Regions from separate parts of the Homo sapiens genome. Here region 2 is linked to region 1. A link is an interaction called in ENCODE POLR2A ChIA-PET data of the cell type or tissue named here. Cell type or tissue: Caco-2. All regions are shown on one strand. Links, peaks and the distances in the headings refer to the core of each region. The heading gives the core; the rest is flanking DNA.

Region 1 (4,404 bases), core at 147-4,146:
TCACTATCAAGGTTTATAGAATTCTGCCCTTGTTTGCAGTGTCCATCTTCTTTTCTTATTCTTGCCAGAAAAAAAGTTAGCTGCACCTTGTTGCTCTCCTCTGTGCCTTGTCTCTTGCTTAGGTCCCAAGTTTCTGCCTAACTGGTTGGAGGAATACTTCTGGGCTTGCCACTGTAATTTGTTTAATCAGGTCCAGGTCATGGGAACAGAGCAATGATTCTGAGAATGATTTGCCCTCAGCTGAGATCTGGCCACCCTAGAGAATAGACTTCATGTTATGGAAACAACAGCATGCTGTTTCAAAGCAGGGGACACGTAGCCCTGAGAAATCATTTGGGGAAAAAAATTTGAAGATTAACCTGAAAATGGGGAATGCTGGAACAAAATACCTGCCATGCTTGAATGGCAATTCCATTGGTCGTATACTTTGCCTCAATTGTCTGGCCTTAGTTAAAATGATTATATTTTCTTGTTGCTTCTATTTCAGAAGCGAGCACATTCATATATCAGTCAAATCTTTCCTTTTGGATACCACTGAAACCTTTTCTGTATTATAATTAAATTATAATTATTAACTCATTTATCAAAATAAAATTTCTCTAGCAAAGAACTAGATATAACAATTTTAAAAAGTTATAGGCCCGGCGTGGGGCTCATGCCTGTAATCCCAGCCCTCTGGGACGCCAAGGTGGGCGAATTACTTGAGCTCAGGAGTTCGAGACCAGCCTGGGCAACATGGCAAAAACCTGTCTCTACAAAAAATACAAAAATTATCTAGGCATGGTGGCACACGCCTATAGTCCCAGCTACTTGTGGGGCTAAGGCAGGAGGATGGCTTGAGCCTGGGAGGTCAAGACTGCAGTGAGCTGAGATTGTGCCACTGCACTTCAGCCGGGGTGACAAAGTGAGACTCTGTCTCCAAAAAATAAAAATAAAAATTTAAAAATTTATATTATCAACCCACCTTATTAATCAGAAGAAAAAGAAAGAAAAAAATGTTATAATAAAGGGAACATTTTGACATTCTCCAAAGATGTCTCTGGGTATTAAAGGCAGACCACTAGAATAATGGTACAGTAACATAATAGCTCTATTCTTATTCTACCCTCATGTTTGCTCACATATACAGTAGACTTAGTAATTGCATAAATGCCTTTAGCCTCAACGTGCTATAAGGGTTTTGTAAAATTATATCTAAGAACCACTTTTGTTCCATTTGGAACTTTCCCATGGAAAGTAATTAAAATTTCCTTTTTTCCCCCACAAACTTTTTCTTAAAGTATTATTTGCTGACCCCAAAAGGATTTGGGAAACAATAATGGATATTTACTTAAAGTGAATGCTGTGGAACATGTGAATAAAAACAAACTTGAGCTATGGTAGTATTCTTTGGATATTACAATTTTAAATATGTTCCTGTTGGGCACGGTTGTTCACATCTGTAATCCCAGCATTTTGGGAGGATGAAGGGAGAAGATGGTTTGAGTCCAGGAGTTGGCAAGTAGCCTGGGCAACATAGTGAGATCTCCATCTCTACAAAAAAATTTTTTAAAAAATTAACCAGGTAGGCTGGGTGCAGTGGCTCACGCCTGTAATCCCAGCACTTTGGGAGGCCGAGGTGGGCGGATCATGAGGTCAAGAGATCGAGACCATCCTGGCGAACACGGTGAAACCCCATCTCTACTAAAAATACAAAAATTAGCTTGGGGTGGTGGTGCGCACCTGTAGTCCCAGCTACTCGGGAGGCTGAGGCAGGAGAATCACTTAAACCTGGGAGGTGGAGGTTACAGTGAGCCCAGATGGTACTACTGCACTCCAACTTGATGACAGAGCAAGACTCTGTCTCAAAAAAAAAAAAAAAAAAAAATTAGCCAGGTGTGGTGGCACTCACCTGTTGTCCCAGCTCTTGGAAGGCAGAGATAGGAGGATCCTTGAGCCCAGGAGTCCGAGGTTATAGTGAGCTATGATTGTGCCATTGTGCTCCAGCCTGGGTGACAGAGCAAGACCCTGTCTGGGGAAAACAAAAAAAAGCTTGCTTATTTTCAGTTCAAAATACTATTAAAATAAACTTCGCGGCTAGGCAAGGTGGCTCACGCCTGTAATCCCAGCACTTTGGGAGGCTGAGGTGGGTGGATCACGGGGTCAGGAGATCGAGACCATCCTGGCCAACGTGGTGAAACTCCGTCTCTACTAAAATAGAAAAAATTAGCTGGGCATGGTGGCACGCACCTATAGTCCCAGCTACATAGGAGGCTGAGGCAGGGGAATTGCTTGAACCCGGGAGGCGGAGGTTGCAGTGAGCTGAGATTGCACCACTACACTACAGCCTGGGTGACAGAGCAAGACTCTGTCTCAAAAAAAAAAAAAAAAAAAAGTTTGCCATATGCACAGGATTCCTAATGATTGACTTATGATTGTTGCAAATCCAGCTAGAACATAATATTTGGAAAAATCTGGTCTTTACTGGCAATCCAGTCAAGGGCGGGGGTTGGTGTGGTAAGACATGAGGTTCTCATAACACAGTGGCCAGAGGAAAAGAAAATAAGTCTTTTGTGTCCTTATCATGTTTGTGTAAAAAAAAAAAAAAGAGCTGCTCTAAAAAATTGCGTAATAGAAAGTACTCAGAGCTTTAAAAGATTGCAATACACAGGACATGCATGTCATTTAATTATGCACTGATTTACCTGTTCAGACATGTCTTTGCTGTCCCTGGGTATTCATTAGAAGTTCAACTATAGTTACAATGAAGATTTTAAGTACTTAGCAACATACATATACAGCATTTGTATAATTACACGGAGCAATAAAGTTTGTTTTAGAGTTAGATACGTGCATATAAAACAAATGACATTTCCTAAGATTATCCTTCCATGTATTAATTTTCAGCTGAAAAAAAGACATAACTTTGCCAGTAAAAATCTATTTTTTCCCACCAGTTCTGAAATTTAGTGTATTAGGTAATCGAGTTTTATCAGAATGCATGCATGTCAACTGTTGTTTAACTTGAGGTTTACACGTAAGCTCTTAGGCAGATTTAAAATATGATAAGCTTATTGAGACTGTATCCAAACTGTTTTGCCCTCCTTTGGCAATCTTTCAAAGGCTATATATATATATATATATATATATATATATATATATGTATGTATATATGTAAAGTCCCCTCTCTTCCTTCAACTCTTACTGAATTGGTTAATGTTCCCAATATTACAGAATTTGTAGTACACAAAGAAAGTAGACCAAATAATTAAATACTAGCTCTGTATTCTCTCTTCCTTCAACTCTTACTGAATTGGTTAATGTTCCCAATATTACAGAATTTGTAGTACACAAAGAAAGTAGACCAAATAATTAAATACTAGCTCTGTATTGCAGGAACAACCAGAATTCAAGATAAGAATAGAGAAATTTCTAGGAGTCTTTCTTTTCTTTATGAGTAAGCCTACCACACCCATCAGAAGATGACAAAGTTCAATGGGTGAATAAGTACAAGCTTCCCTTGAAACAGTGGTTCGCAGATTTTTTTTCAGTGACTCTTTTACTAACAAAATGCCGCATATCCCCTACCCTTTTTCCTGGTAATAAGTGCTTTTCTTTTCGTTTCTTTCTTTCTTTCTTTCTTTTTTTTTTTTTTTTTTTGAGACAGGCTCTCACTCTGTCACCCAGGTTGGAGTGCAGTGGTGCCATCATGGCTCACTGCAACCTCAGACTGCCAGGCTCGCATGATCCTCCCACCTCACTCTCCTGAATAGCTGGGACTGCAGGTGCATGACATCAAGTCCAGGTAATTTTTTAATTTTTATTTTTAGTAGAGACGAGGTCTCGCTATGTTGCAGAGGCTGATCTTGAAACCCTAGGCTCAAGTGATCCTCCAGCCTCCCAAAGTGTTGGAATTACAGGTCTGAGCCACCATGCCTGGCAATAAATACCTTTCTGAAGGCTACTTCTGAAGTGGTTCGTAAGCCAATCCCTTACTAACTTAATACCTCCCAAATTTAACGGCAGTTTAATGCTCCAAGAATACAAACATGAAGGCTCTTAGGAATAAGCCAATAAGTTTAATTGTGATAGGATAGTGCTTGAATGTAAGAAAATAGGGAAATACAAGCCTTTAATGCCTTTTTGTCTAAGAAGGGAAGACTCATATAGAAATAGTCATGCTTTAAAAATGTTAATGATGCTATTGTGGCGGTAATCTAGGACTATGGGTCCTGATAGAAATTCTCGATGGTTGGAAAAGGGGATAAAATATTCGAAACCACCAAGCATTCCTCCCTGCAACTCCTCCACAAATGGTGGGAATGTGTATTTGTCTTGGGGTTTACCACCTTCCTTTGTTTAGAGAGGACTCATATATCATGAGCAAAGTATCTGTAAATTAATTAAGTAAATAGCAATTTTTAA
Region 2 (4,404 bases), core at 261-4,260, 170 kb before region 1:
GTGCTTCTTTCTCTTGAAAAATAAAAGTTGGCCAGGTGTGGCCACTGATGCCTGTAATCCCAGCACTTTGGGAGGCCAGGGTGGGTGGATCACCTAAGATCAGGTGTTTGAGACCAGCCGGGCCAAAATGGTGAGACCCCGTCTCTACGAAAAATAAAAAAAAAATTAGCTGGCTTGGTGGAGGACATCTGTAATCCCACCTACTCGGGAGGCTGAGGCAGGAGAATTGCTTGAACCTGAGAGGCAGAGTTTGGAGTGAGCTGAGATCGTGCCACTGCACTCCAGCCTGGGCGACAGAGCGAGACTCCATCTCAAAACAAGAACAACAAAGAAGGCATAGAACATTTACACTAAAAGCATATGTATCCCTTGCTATTTGGGAGGGTAGGAATTTTAACATTAAACATAAAATAACTGAAAAGATTTTTAAAACATATTTACTGTAGTCTATCTAAAGCTATTATTATTACTGTCATCATGATTATTATCATTATTATTTGAGATAAGGTCTCTTGCCGTATAACCCAGGGGGGAGTGCAGTGACGTGATCTTGGCTCTCTGCAACCTCAACTTTCTGGGCTCAAGTGATCCTTCCCTCTCAGCCTCCCGAGCAGCCGGGACTATAGGTACACGCCACCACACCTAGCTAATTTTTAAATTTTTTTAGAGACGGGGTCTCACTGGTCACCTAGGTTGGTCTTGAACTCCTGGGCTCAAGCAATCCTCCCACCTTGGCCTCCTACATTATTGGGGTTACAAGCGTGAGCCACCGTGCTCAGCCTAAAGCTATTATTTTAAATTAAAACTGTGGTGGGTTTTTTTTCTTTTTCCCCAAGATTTATCATTGAAAAAGTAGTCAAAAAGACACATATGATGACTTTTCTCTAAATGGAACAAAGCTGACTCAGAAAAGTATGCTAAGGTACCATAAATAATATAAAACTTGTGATCTAATTTTAAAAAGTGACATTTAAGTTATTGCAGAAAATACACTGAGATATATAAAATGAAAATAATGGGCTTAGAGATGAAAATTATTCAGAGAATCCATATTATACTTAGATTTTTTTTTCTTTGGGCCATCAATGATCTGCACACTAGGAGACTATGACATTATCGTGAACAGGTGAAATACTTTATAAAGTTAGGGAGAATGAACTCTCAAGTTAAAAACTGGATGTTGTATTACAGTGATAAGCTCTGATAAATATTTTAAGTATTTGAGCCATACAGCAAAATGAGTGCATTAGCTTAAAACCAAGCAAACAAAATCTCTCTATACTTACTTTCACTTTGAATGACTAAATCTAATAGAGTGGGATAAAAATGCCAACAACTAGGAGTAGAAGAAAACACATAATTTCTACAGGATAACGGACTCTAAGCTGGGCACGCAGGTGGTATTAATAAATCTTGTCTGAGTAGATTACACTAACAAAGACGGCTGAAAACTGTATAAGCACCTAACTAGTGAACTATCAGGTTGCCAAAAGCCAAGCCAAATAATTGCCATCTTTATCATCCCAAATTACGAGTAATTATCAGTTTTTAGAGTGGTAAATTTAATAAAATAAAGTAGAAACATGCTGAAATTCTGAGAAAAGTATAATATACAATATTGAAATTATTTGGACATAAATATTTTAATTATTATACAGATTTCTGTATTCTAAACAATTTCCTAAAAATTTTGCTTTGAAGTTAAAAGTATTGAAGTTTTATTTTTATTTTTTTTTGACAGGGTCTCACTCCGTTGTCTAGGCTGGAGTGCAGTGGCACAGTCACAGCTCACAGCAGCCTCAACCTCCTGATTCAAGTGATCCTCATGCTTCAGCCTCCTGAGTAGCAGGGACTACAAGAGTGTGGTACTACGCCCAGCTAATTTTTGTATTTTTGGTACAGATGGTGTTTCATCATGTTGCCCAGGCTGATCTCAAAATCCTGGGCTCAAGTGATCCCTCAACCTCCCAAAGTGCTAGAATTACAGGTGTGAGCCACCATGCTCAGCCTGAAGATTTTAAATGAATTCTCTTCACCTACACATTTTCTCTCGTTATCAGTGCTAACCACCTCATCTTTATGCTACTCAGGTAATTTTTACACATGCAATTCCAAAAACAGATTTTCCTTCTATCTGCTCTCATCCTGCAATATGCATGTGGCAAAAGTGGTTTTTCTTAAAAATAGATGTCCTAGAGCTATATCCTAGACCCTCTTTTCTTTTCAGTTTTTCCCCAGCTCTAATTACTAGTGATTGGGTAACTTGATTTAGACTTGATATTTACAAAAATAGCACAAATACACAGCATCAACCTAAGTCTTTTAGCCAAAAAGCCAAGACTTTATTAAAATGCACACTAGAATAAGAAAAACAAAGGACTAGATGTATACTGTAACAATCCCTAATTTCCTGAGAAGAGGGAAAAAAAAGAAGAGGGAAAAAAGATGCACATTAGCATCTTTCTTACATAAGATATGTGCTCAGCTGTCACTGACTGGAAGAAAAATTAACTTGCATCATAATTTTTTCTTCGAATTACAGGAATATATATTTTTTAAAAAGCACATTATACTACTTGTATTTATGTAGTCTGAGAATCAGATTTCCTCTAACTAGCTATACTGAAGAATATTAAAATGATTCGTATCTTCAAGCAGGGAAAAATACATGGGTCAATTTTAACAGCACTTATCTATATTATCAAGGAATCTGAGTAGTGGAGTTTCAATATAAAAAAGGTACAATTCACCAAGAAGTGGATTTGGAAACAATCTAAATGCTTGACGAACTATTTTCTGGAGACATTCATTACAAAAACAATAAAAATTAATCAGAAATGTTGAAAAAATGAAACTATCAAAGTTTCTTACTGTAATTCATCACACTTTAGAAACATCAACACACTATTACAGAAAAACACAAATTAACTTCATAAAAATAAACTCTCTTCTAAGATTTAGAATCTTAAAAACACTATCTCAAAGGATAAAAATCTGTGTAGCTTTAAGGTAACAATTAAAAACGTACTCACCGGAAATTAAAGGTAATTCTGTAAGAAGAAAGAACATTCAGTTTGAATGTTAGGATTCTGGATTCACCCCAGTACACCGATAGGTGAAAATGAATAAAGAAGAAAAAGAAGAAAAGTGGAATAAAAATGTAGGTGGTATCGCAAACTAACAAAATGTGTATTAATTTAATTCAGAACAGGAATTGATCCTTGCTTTCTGAGGAAAAAATGATTTCATACCATGACTATTAAAATGATATGTACTATGACAGTGAAATACTTGCAAGGCATGGAATAAAATGGAAGTGGAAATCACCATCATTTTTTCTACAAGCCTTTACCTTTTCACAGGTTCTGTCTGTACTAGGGCAGCATCTAACATGGCTTTCATCCACAACTCCATTTCCTTTCCTGTATCAGTGCAGAAATAATAGGTCCGCATGTTTGGATGGGCTGCCTGATTGAAAATGACACGATCATTTTAAATAAAAATATAGGATTCTGTAAAAGAAAAAGAAAAAAAGGTAAGTGATTCCTGACATAGAACGTTGCTATCAAATTTCAGAGAAAGTAGACTTATCTTTTACCTGAGATATGGAAATGAATCAAGAAAAAATATAACTATTAACTTGAAAAATATATATTAATTTCCCCCTTAATTTTACCCTCTTTCTTTTAGTTGTGTGCACACTCTAAAATTAAAAATAAAAAAAAAAAAGAGTGCATGGAAAGGAAAGGAGGTGAGAAATGAAGTACTTAGTGGTGCCTCTTCCATCTCCACATTTCTAGCAATTTCCATTTACTGCAATTCACACCTTTTTTTTTTTTTTTCTTTTTTTTGAGACAGAGTCTCACTCTGTTGCCCAGGTTGGAGTGCAGTGGAGCAATCTTGGTTCACTGCAACATCTGCCTCCCTGGTTCAAGCGATTCTCCTGCCTCAGCATCCCGATTAGCTGGGATTACAGGCATGTGCCACCATGCCCAACTAATTTTTGTATTTTAGTAGAGACGGGGTTTTGCCATGTTGGCCAGGCTGGTCTCGAACTTCTGACCTCAAGTGATCTGCCTGCCTCAGCCTCCCAAAGTGCTGGGATTACAGGTGTGAGCCACCACACCCAGAATAAGAATATTTATTCTTGAATAAATATTCTTTATTTAAGAATATTCCCAGCAACCAGCAACAAAATTAATAGAAATGTACATGTTATGGCATTTCCCTCCTGCGTTAGCAATTTCTTTAGGCCTCAAAAGGCACTGCTGTATTTTATAGAATCCTTTATAGGTATCTACACCCAAACACAAAAGATTTATAAATGATCCGAAATGGTGTTTTCTTTTTGAGCTGTTCCTTAATAAACTACTCAAATGTTCTATGTTAAGATAATTAAAACCA

Evidence for each region. Peaks named below come from ENCODE experiments on the same cell type or tissue, not always from the same donor. Only the 100,000 strongest peaks of a DNase experiment are listed, where the experiment ranks them.
Region 2: POLR2A ChIA-PET joins it to region 1 with 5 read pairs; 2 of 35 experiments call an interaction of 5 or more read pairs at or near these places.

What each region holds. Positions count from the first base shown.
Region 1 is chr12:19,095,368-19,099,771 of GRCh38, reverse strand. No RefSeq gene overlaps it. Among named protein-coding and RNA genes, the nearest start is that of PLEKHA5, 32 kb to the left of the region's middle. In Caco-2, for the core only: no CTCF peak of the experiment used is centred there; a DNase peak (open chromatin) is centred at 2,481; H3K4me3 peaks cover 219 bases.
Region 2 is chr12:19,268,834-19,273,237 of GRCh38, reverse strand. PLEKHA5 (pleckstrin homology domain containing A5) reads right to left here. Exons shown (of 32, transcript NM_001256470.2): 9 at 3,353-3,468; 10 at 3,033-3,050. Among named protein-coding and RNA genes, the nearest start is that of PLEKHA5, 140 kb to the right of the region's middle. In Caco-2, for the core only: no CTCF peak of the experiment used is centred there; no DNase peak of the experiment used is centred there.